Linked DNA regions of Mus musculus: region 1 is linked to region 2. Evidence: chromatin loops called from intact Hi-C (ENCODE). Cell type or tissue: heart. All regions are shown on one strand. Each heading gives the region's core, and the rest is flanking DNA. Links, peaks and the distances in the headings are about the cores only.

The links. Peaks named below come from ENCODE experiments on the same cell type or tissue, not always from the same donor. Only the 100,000 strongest peaks of a DNase experiment are listed, where the experiment ranks them.
Region 1: it touches region 2 in a loop (2.9-fold over the local background); 7 of 42 quality-filtered maps call a loop at or near these places.

The regions. Positions count from the first base shown.
Region 1 is chr15:37,957,896-37,963,314 of GRCm38, forward strand. It overlaps Rrm2b (ribonucleotide reductase M2 B (TP53 inducible)), which reads right to left and starts at 3,160. Exons shown (of 9, transcript NM_199476.1): 1 at 2,949-3,160. The coding sequence starts at 2,996. Gm49085 (a long non-coding RNA gene) reads left to right here and starts at 3,263. Exons shown (of 2, transcript XR_003951596.1): 1 at 3,263-3,646. In heart, for the core only: no CTCF peak of the experiment used is centred there; a DNase peak (open chromatin) is centred at 3,146; H3K4me3 peaks cover 1,951 bases; H3K27ac peaks cover 1,587 bases.
Region 2 is chr15:38,076,253-38,081,671 of GRCm38, forward strand. Ubr5 (ubiquitin protein ligase E3 component n-recognin 5) reads right to left here and starts at 2,602. Exons shown (of 59, transcript NM_001112721.2): 1 at 2,112-2,602. The coding sequence starts at 2,173. In heart, for the core only: a CTCF peak has its summit at 2,036 (motif pointing right); DNase peaks (open chromatin) are centred at 2,059 and 2,759; H3K4me3 peaks cover 2,500 bases; H3K27ac peaks cover 2,426 bases.

The DNA of each region.
Region 1 (5,419 bases), core at 1,713-4,212, 120 kb before region 2:
GTTTCTAGTAGGCAGCTGAAGATATAACATTGTGGCACATGAGTGATGGTAACCCTATTAAAATTGCCGAGGAACTGGATTATCTAGAGAGAACCTATGGGGAATAGAAAGACAACTGAACATAGCCTTGGAGGATGTTAAAGAATGCCAACCTTTAGAGCTTGAGATGTAGCTCACTTGGAAGAGTGCTTGCTCAAGAGTACCTGTCTGCCACGCACCAACCCAGTGTCCTATCCCCGGTGCCACATAAACTAGGCCCAGAAGATCGATAGAGAATTTCTACATCATCTTCAGCTACACAGTAACTCTGAAGGGTAGCCTGGGATGTGTGAGGTCCAGACTAGAAAAGAAAAGAGGGATGGAAGGAAGGAAAGAAAGACAGGCAGACAGACAGACAAGGGAGTAAGGAAGAGAAAGCTAATGTATAAAGAGCAGATAGTAGAGAAGACAACCCTTGACTGGAAAGGATGTACGGAAAAAAAAAAAACAGCAACAAAAAACAAAAACAAAAGCAGGAGTAATCTTATTTAGCTAAAGCCTCAATGAGAGAAATCTATAAAAGATCCAGACTCTGATATCAATCAGTCTAAGAGGGTAGGAAATTAATTTTGTGGGCAAAAAATTTCAAAGATGTGGTAGCATACAGAAGCTCATATTGTAACTCTCTTTGATCTCATTTTCCAACTGCTGGCATTCATTGTGGGATTAATTATAAAATGATTCCTATGGATAGAGAATCAGGAAGTTTCTGAATGGGAATTAACATGAATAAAGGTGGCAACTGGAAGACAGATATTCTATACAGGAAGAATTAGAAAAAGAAACAAGATTTTGCTAATATATACTGTATGAATTTCAGAAATGGAAATGAGTACACTAGAGCACTAAGATGTGAAAACTGGAATAAAAAACACCTGGGCTTTTCTAGTGGGCCTTATTATTTTTTTATTGAGAATTGAGACCTTGAGAAAAAAATTTTTTTTCTTGTAGAATTAGTATGGGAAGTAACAACAAATCACTAAATTAATGAAAGATACACTTGCCAATGGTAAACAAAACTGGATGGCAGGGAAGACTGAAAGGAGAGAGACAACTAAGTTGTAGCTGCACCAAGGTGAGGTGATGAGAACCTGAGATAAAGCTGGGGAGTAGGTAATCCTGAGCAAGACTCCACCATCTTTTCCAAACTTGTGCATTTAGTTTTGTCTTAGTTTCTGGTCATCTGAGACAAAACCTAGCTTATGATTCCCCAGTAAGCACCTGAAGTGGTTTAACCTAGACTGCCATTCTCCATGCCTCCAATGTGGTTGTCTATTGTGTCTCTTTCACTTATGTGCATGCAGCTGCAACTATGTATGTGTGTGTGTGTGTGTGTGTGTGTGTGTGTGTGTGTGTACCATTTCATTCCTGTATCAATCAACAAATCTGAAAAAGCTGGTGGAACACTGTACTAGAAGCAACAACTTGGAAAGTTGAACCTAGTTCTAGTAATGAGTCTTAGGAACGCCATTCTGGCTTAAGTGTTCGAATATCGGAAAAAAATCTACATGTTAGGAGACTAATAAACCTCATTTATTTCCCTTTAAGATGGCCCTTAAATCAACTGTGCTAAGATCACCTGAAGTGCCTGTTACAAAGGCAGGTTGTAGGCTTGGTAATTTAGTTTTTATTAATCACTCCACATGCTTCTGATACAAATAGCCCGCACTGCCCTATCATATCCAAAATAAAAATAAAAAACTAAAAAACAAAGTGCTTACGATATCCCGAATCTCAAAAACTCTTGGATTCGTTAAAAAAAAAAAAAAAAAAAAAAGTACTCACTAAAATTTATTCTAGGTCTAAACCTTTGCTCTGTCTTTATGAATTAAAAGTAATTTTTTTTTTTAAAAGTTAACTTTCAGGTGTTAAGCCAGAATGATTCCTGGTGTCATTGGCAAACCAGAGAAGTCTAAATATTGCCGGAAAGGAGAAATTGGTGCTGAGTATCTTTGTTTCAAGGGGAAAATTAAGGGATAGACATAATTTATTATTAAACGATTACAGAATAAAAATCAACTTAGAACCTCCATCTTTGTCTAGAAATGCCAGTATAAGCATGAATATATGTGGGCTCAAACTTTTATGGCCCCTTCCAACTTGCCACAGTATTAACTTCAAGACACCACAAAGAGAAACAGGCTCACATACCAAAAAAAAAAAAAAAAAAAAAAAAAAAAGTATTACTTGTATTCCAGATGGTTTAGAATATTTGTCTCCAAAATGTGGAGTTGGAATTACACAGTAACAACTTACATTACTATAAAGCCGTATAATTTTTGTTTGCTCTTATTACATACTTCTTTCTGCTAGCACGGGTTAATTTTAGATTTATTAAACACTTTGCATAAAGCACTTCATTCTTTGTGAAGGAAGAAACACTTCCACTACTGAAATGAAGAGACACCCCGAAGATTCAGTTAGAAGTTCGGTGTGAGGAAAACTGGTCTCCCAGTCTTTTATTCGTTGTAAGGGTTTCTCGTCCTCCCTTCACCTGTCATCTCCTCCCCTCATCCACCTGCATCAGTTTCCACACGAGTTCCTCAACTGCATCTGATGGTTCACCTCTCTTGCGTAGATCCGTCACAGCCCTTTTTCACCCGCCAGGGCTCCCGACAAGAAAAGAAAGACTGGAGAGCAGAGGTTGGAGAACAAGGGGACACGGAGACTTCCTCAGCCGGGACCTGAGTGTTCCTGCTCCGCCCTGAGCAGAGCAGCACAGCGTCCATGCTCGCCCTTCCCGACTCCCCAACACTAGCCTGAGGTGAGGGCGCTTCCTTTCGGCCTGCACAGTGTTTCTGACGGCGACGAATAAAATACTACTCTACAGCGGACCTGCGACTGACTCGCAGCAACCTAAAGTCCGGGCGTGACCCAGGGGTGGAGGATGAAGCGACTGCGACATTTACCTCACCCTTCTCCGGCCTGGCCGCTTCCGGCCTTTCCGGGTCGCCCATCGCGCAGACTCCACCAGAGCCACCCGAGCTGAGGAACTGAGCGCGGCCGACCAAATCCTAGTAGGATCAGATCGTCCTGTGCGAACCTCCTCCTGCTCCGGGCACGCCTTGCCGCGCCGGTCCTGGGTTCTAGCCGGCCCATTGAGGGGCCTTCTCTGCGGTGGCTCCGCCCAGGCACGCTACTCTCGGCGCCTGAAAGATCCGCCTTTCCTGCCGGCCCCGCCCCACTGCCTAGAGATCCGCCTACCTCAGCCGGCTCCACCCAGCGTCTCAGAGATCCGCCTACCTCAGCCGGCCCCGGCCCGCCCCGCCAGAGATCCGCCTACCTCAGCTGGCCCCGCCCCTCGCCGCCGAACTCTGCTTCCTCGGCTGGCCCGCTTCTCTTCACTGAGCAGGGTCCCCACTCCGGCGACGGCTGCGTAAGTTCAGTCCGCAGTACCAGAGCACTTCAAGCCTGTTCTTTAGCGTCGCATGACCCCGCCCACTCTTGCTCCCCCAGCTTCCGCGCTGTTGCCCAGCCTGTCATCTGCTCTGAATTCTAGAGCGTCTACTGGAATTTGCAGTCTGCCTACTTGTGCCAGACTACCTGGTACACGAGGTGACTGGCACGCCGGGACATTCCCTAGCCCTCGTGGTGCCCCAGCGACACGGTAGGTTGCACCCAGTCAGTCCAAGAGACTGCCAGAGTGGCTGTAGAGCTGCCCACTGGATGGGATGTGGAAAGCAGGGTGGGAGGTCGACACTGTTAAAAACTCCAAGGAGAAAGGAACTCTTGTATTTCAGCAACCAAAAGGAGAAACTGGAGGGGGAAAGTGTGTGCGTGAATGGAGCTTGAGAATGAGTAGGAAAAATAGCTAAATCCTGGGAAATACCTTGAAGTCTTTGTGATTGTTTAACTGAGTAATATTTATTGAACTTTCACAACCTGATAGGTTCTATTCTGCTAAGCCCTTTATGTGAATTAATCTTTGAGATATTTCCCTGTAGTCGATACTGCAATTTTCATGTTCCAGATTAAACTGAACCCGAAGATAAATAGCCAAGATTAAGCAACCAAAATACGGTAGACTCCAATATCCTTGCTACGGATACTTTTCAAAGCAAAGGTTAAAGTTGTAAAGAGATTCAACACTTTTGTATTGCAAGGGCCAAAGACAGTGAATAATGATGGTGGCAATACTCTTGGTTGAATTGCTTCTATGTTTTCAGCATATGGTACATATATGGTAGTACGACAGAAAAATATAATGAGCGGGATGGGACTGTAGCTCATTAGGTGATGATGTACAAGGCCTTGGGTTCAATCCCCAGCACTACCCCTTCTTGTATACAAACACAAATAAGATATACAAATTAAATAATAATATGGTGAAAGAAGAGTTGAGTATGGTATTGAACACCTCTGATCCCAGCATCTTGGATAGGAGCAGGAGGATCGTGAAACCAAGGTCGTCTTGGGCTAGATGGGAAGATCCAGTCTCAAAGCCAAAAACCAAAAACGTGAAAAAGAAGTAAGAGATTTTCAGTAGATTCTGGAAAGAGCCTTGTTATGACTTCAACATCTGGCAACTGCTTGGTGGTTAGCCTCTAAAATAGAAAGCAGGATAGAAATTTTGCTTTAAGCTCTAAAGCTTAATTAACCTGAAGCGAGTTATCTTTCTTGGAGCAATATGATCAAATGCTGAGTAAAAACTTTTTATATATTATAAAGTTTTCTGGGAGGAAAGTCATTCTCACAAAAGATAACTTACCAAAGATTGCATAGCAAATAAACTACAAACAAGGATTCATTCATTCAAAGTCATCAAAACAATACATCTCAAAGCATTTTTTAAGAGTAATTCTGCATGAAGGCACGGAAGAGCATTTAGATGCAGATAAGGCGACCTGCTTAATAGTCCCTGAAATGTGTTATTTTGGAAGGAAATGAATGCTTAGCGTGGCACAGAATTCCAGTCTGCTTCCTCAAGTAAGTAATATGAGGAATCCCAAGTAACCCTCCCTTCTCAGAGCACAGACATGGAGATGCATTCCTTCAGTGCTTTCCTGATGCTCCATTTGTATTGATTTCTTACAACTTTCACAGCTCTGTTCAATTAGGTCTCTTCAGCTTGCTGAAGAGTTCCACGTGGTCTTCTCACAGGGCAGACAGTATCTCCCAACCCTCCACTCAGCTGAGTGTGGATACTGGACAGCACTTTCCCTCTAGTACCTGGAAGAACCTGTTTGGACCTACACTAAAGCAAGGAGACGACTTTAAAAATGTTTTTAAAGTATATGAATATTATATCTCTGTGTGTGTAGGTAACTATGGAGTTCAGAAAAGGGTACTGAATGCCTTGGAGCTGGAGATACAGGGTACTTGGAAACTTGTATCTTCTGCAAAAGCAGCTAATCACCCCAAATTTGAAGCAGTGGGGACC
Region 2 (5,419 bases), core at 951-3,450:
AGGAGATATAGGACAGTTAGTAAAGTATCTGTCTGGAAGCAGGAAGCCCTGGATTCTATTCCCCAGGTAAACTGGGTGTGGTGGCTCAGGCCTGTAATCACTGAACTGGGGAGGTAGAGGCAGTAGGGTAGGAAGTGCAAGGTCATTATCCTACAGATACGTAGTGAATTCTAGGCCAGCCAGGATTCTGCCTACATAAGTAAATAATAAATAGAAGATTGGTAGCACAAAGACTAAGATCTTGGCATGCACTCTCAATAAATACACTAAAATTCTTGGTACATAAAGTTAGGACCACCACAAAAAGCATGCCCTACTTCTCTGGTGCAAATTTCAAAGTTACAAGCAAAATGACTCAAACATGACCAACACACTTCTCTAAATGGCAGTAGAGCTTTCCTCCCCACTAATCTGATTCTAAGATTTACACCCCCCCCCCAAGCCTTCTGTTGAAGTTGTAAGCATCTCTAATGAAAGTAAGTCAGAGTAAGGATCCTATAACAAAATGTTTAAATTAAAAAATTGTTAACTATAAGACAACTCCAAGTAGTTGATTTTTTTTTTTTTTTTTTGGTTTTTCGAGACAGGGTTTCTCTGTATAGCCCTGGCTGTCCTGGAGCTCACTTTGTAGACCAGGCTGGCCTCGAACTCAGAAATCCGCCTGCCTCTGCCTCCCGAGTGCTGGGATTAAAGGCGTGCGCCACCACGCCCGGCTCGTAGTTGATCTTTTCAACAGGCATTTTGAGTTTTACAAACATGTATTTAAACAATAGGCTACAGTAAAGATTAGACAAATCCCCACCCCAAGCCAGAAACTAGACTGCCAGCCCAGGATCTAAAAGCTGCCAGACCAAGGTAAAGGTAACACTCACACATTAGAGGCCAAGCTAGGTCTCTTCCTCTCTCCGGGAAGAGCATGACAAACTGGGCGTCACACAACGTAAGTCACCCGGTCACTTAGCAAAAATTACACCTTGAATCTAAACTTGATGGCCTTCCACACGCAAAAGAAATATGGGCCAGCAGCGACGTATGCGGGGAGAAGGAAGCTTAAAACGATCCACTTTCCGACCTGTAAACATTTGGCCCATCATTAGATGTGAGTCCTAGATCTCAAGACATGCTTTAATGGAGGCCTCCCTCAACCTCCGAGTCTGTTTTGCAACAGTACAGGGACTTTTTTTCCTGCTTTATCTTAGGTCCCAGTGAGCATGTGGCCCTGCAACTCAATTCAATATCCTAAAGTGGTAAGACACAGTGGCAGAGCGAAGGGGAAAAAAATCCAAATCAAAACAGCCTTAAGAGATTTTTCAAATATTTTAAATCAAAATTCCTCCTCTGCCCGTAACAAACCCAACCCAGAAATTCACAGCGCGTTAAGCAGCACTGCGAACTGCAAACCGAAGAATTTTCCTTTGACACTCCACTCACGGTTTTCAGCTGTCAAATTACAACTCCAGAAAACACTATCATTAGAATAAAAAAGGAAACAAAAAGGCTCTCACCGCAGGGGCCCAGGAGCAGTTTGGCAGTACCAAGGCGAAGGAAGGAGAGCAAAGGGAATCCAATCCACTTCCCCAACCCCCGCCTGACTTCATTCCCCTCCCGGGGCAGTCAACCTCACTGCAGGGGCTCAAATCTAATAATAATAACAATAATCATGGCGCTCCCTCCCTCCTCCCCCTCCCAACCCGCGGTCTGCCGGGAATCTCTCCCCCACCCCCACCCCGCCTCCCCGGGGAAACCCAGCCCCCGGGACACGACTCGCGGGAGCCCCCGAACCCGCCGCTCCTCTTCCCTCTCTTTTCCACCTCCACCATCCCCCATCCGCATTGTCTGTCTCAATTCAACTTTGACTAATATGGATTCCTCGGGCCTGGGCCGGGAGCCCCCGGCTCCGCCGAGTTCAACGAGGCTCCTCGCGGGAGGGGGAGGGGGCAGCGCGCCGGGCCGTCTACACCGCAGCCGCGTCCACACCGCGCCGGCCCCCGCCCCGCGGCCCGAGGCTCCCAAGTTTGGCCCACACCGGGCCTACAGGGGGCGGTAGGGCCCCCGGCGCGGCCGTGGGGGAGGGGAAAAAGGAGGGAGGTGCCCCTCCCCCGCCCCATTACCTGTCATTGAGCTGGTCCTCGGTGCCCGGCAGCGGGTGGACCACGAAATGGATGGACGTCATGGTACCGCCTGCGCGCCCCGCTCCCGGGAACGAGCCGCTCCCGCTGTCGTCCGGCCCCCCGATCCCCTTCCCGTCCCCGGATCCCACGGCCGCCGCCACCGCCTCCTCCTCCCGGTCCCCAAACGGAGGGCCGCGAGCGCGCAGGGACCGCCGCCTCCCCGCCGAGCGTGTGTCCGCGGCCCGGCGGCCCGGCGCGGCGGGCGGGAGGGCGGATCAACGCGCCGCCCGCTCGGCCGGCCACGGCGCGCACGGACGAGGGCAGCCCGGAGCGCGGCGAGCGGCGGGTGGAGAGGTGCCGGGGCGGACGCGGCGGACGCGGGGAGCGGGGAGGGACAGCAGCCCGCAGCGCGCGTCACTGGCGACGAACCGCCGCCGCCAGCGCCGCCGCCGCCATCTTCACTTCTGCCCCAGTTTCTCCGTCTCGCAGCCTGGGCGCCGATCGGCGGGGGAGGGGCGGAGGGCGGGGCCGCGGGGGCGGGGCTCTGCGCGCGGGGCGGGGCTCCGGGAAACGGGCGGCCGGGCCCCAGCGATTGGGCCGCTTAACGTTGTCGGGCCACGGTGCTGTAAGGTGCTCGCCTATTGGCGCGCTGGGCCGCGAGCCCGGCCCCCCGGGGCGGGGCGGCGTGTTCCAGAGAGCACGTGCTCGGGAAGCCGGGCGAAAGGGCACGCGCGCCGGGTTTCTTTTCCTCCCGGATCCCTAATGGTTGTGCATATGCGAATGGCTTGTTGTTGTTTCTCGTCCTCCAGCCGCATTTATACTTAAGAGAAATGTACCCCGAGGAACCAGAGATGCTCCGCTTCCTACGGCAGGCAGTTACGTAAGAGCCTTATCAAAACCTGATAGTAGGATCTTGGAAGTGACTGTGTAGCAGCTTTCATCAGCACTACCATCGTGCAACGTGGAAATTTCCACTTTTTAGTTATTCGTGTGGTTTTTATATGGGGGTGGTTGTGTGTGTGTATACTTTAATGAAAGATGATATGCATCTGTTGTAGGGAGATTTCTTGTGACCTGGGGTATCAGAACTACAACTTATGAAATTCTTCCTCCTCCGCGTACCCTCACTCCCGAACCGGTACAGTTTCCCTCTTAAAGTTTTCTGTGATCCTTTCGAAATATCGAATTCCGCTGAAAGCATGAAGCCTCTTCTCCAGTCTGTAACAGTCGTTCGTTAAATCGGGTATACAACATTAATGATTGCACAGCAGAGCAGTTTTCTTCTCTTCTTTAGTTTAGGAAGTTCTTTTGAGAATACATGAAAAATTAGATATCAAGATTTACTGGGTACACCATGAGACAGATAAGGAATAATTTTTAGTTGGCCATCAGCTCCAGTTTTCACCTAGATAAACTACAAAGTGTTCAAGGCTGGTCAATGATGCACACCTTTGTCCCAGCACTCAGAAGACAGAGGCAGACAGACATCTTAAGTTGTGGGCCAGCCTGATCTAAGAGTTCCAGGCCAGTTAGAACTACACAGTAAGACCTTGTGTCAGTCAATTAATAGTGAGTTAAGCCACTGAAAGCGCTGCATCCCATGACTACCAACCATCCTGTAATTGCTACTTTGATTTTTTTTTCCCCTCAAGTCCGTGTGATGGACACTGCTGGTTCTAGAGTCAGACAAAGTAGAATTTCAGTCCTGATTCTGCTACTTAACCAAGTGGCCTTAATTATTTACCCAGTTACAGCATTTTGTTATACACTGGGTCTAAATACTGTATGTCAAGCAAAAAGATGTGTCAGGCACACAGCAGTTCATACACATAATGAAAGATTTTTAACATATTGTGTGCACTGCTTTATACTGCCAATGGCTCCAAGTACAGTACACCTCACTCTAAGGCAAAGGATGTCCTGGCTAGCCCGGCAGTGGTGATCCACACCTTTAATCTCAATGCTCCAGGGAGGTAGGCAGAGATCTTTCTGTTCCAAGCCAGCCTGGTCTACACAGTGAGTTCAGGAAAGCTAGGAATACACACAGAGAAACCCTGTCTAGGAGAGGTGGAAAAAAGTCCTTGTTGCATAAGGATTCCAGAGCCCAAACACCTTAGTGCTGAGGCTCAGACAAAAAGCAGTTGTGACTCTGAGTCCGTTCACAATATAATAGCTCCCATCTAGTAGTTAATAATTTAGAAGTATGTAAAACCAATCCAAAAAGATAGGCATGATAAACGCAACGAGAGTGCAGTTAAAAGAGGGAATGGTTCCAGCCAAGAGAACTAAGAAAAGTCATAGGCAGAGAGAGCCTCAAGGATGCTCTGAGCATGTCGGCTTCAGATGCTCTTGACCAGGGCTCACACCGGGCCCCTCCGCTTTGCCATGTTTTTTTCTTCCAAACCTCCCTTCTCCACCTTCCTTTCCATTATGTGTCCAGCCTCATTTATCCACTCCTAGTTTTTTGTACCTAAAGTTCAGACTCTCTCCTCACTCAAAGCATGTAGTAGTAATCATATATTACATGAAGAAATAAGGTTGGGGGGTGGCAGTGTGGTGGTTTGAATAAAAATGCCCCACCCCGGCCAGGCAGTGGTGGCACACACTTTAATCCCAGCACTTGGGAAGCAGAGGCAGGTGAATTTCTGAGTTTGAGGCCAGCATGGTCTACAGAGTGAGTTAAAGGACAGACAGAGCTATCCAGAGAAACCCTTTTTCGGGGGGGGGGGGTACCCCACCCTTTGTCCTCTTCCTCTTCTTTCTCCTCCTCTTCCTCTTTTTCCTCTTCCTCCTCTTCTCCTTCTCTTCCTAATCCTTCTCCTTTGCCTCACCTCTCCTCTTCCTCTTCCTCCCCACCCTCATGTTCCTGAAGATCAGAATATTGAACTCTTGGCTACTTCTACAGCACCATGTCTATATTTGTGCTTCCATGTTCTCTGCCATGATGATAATGGTCTAAACCTCTGAAACTGTAAGCAATCTTCTGACCAAATGCTGTCTTTTATAAGAGTGGCCTTGGTCATGGTGTCTCTTCACAGAAGAAGAACAGAGACAATGACAGAAGTTGGTACCAGCAATGGGGTATTGCCTGACCATGCTGCTTGTTGGTAGAATGTGGACTTTGGAACTTCGGACTAGAAAAATGGTTGGATGTTTTAACAGGGCATAATGGGCCACTCTAGTAGCAACATGAAAGGCAGTGCTGAGGATGACTTGAACTGTGGGGGCCCAGATCAAGAAGTTTTAGAGAGGAATACTATTAGCATGTGGCCTATAGATCATAATTGTGATATTTTGGTGAAGAATGT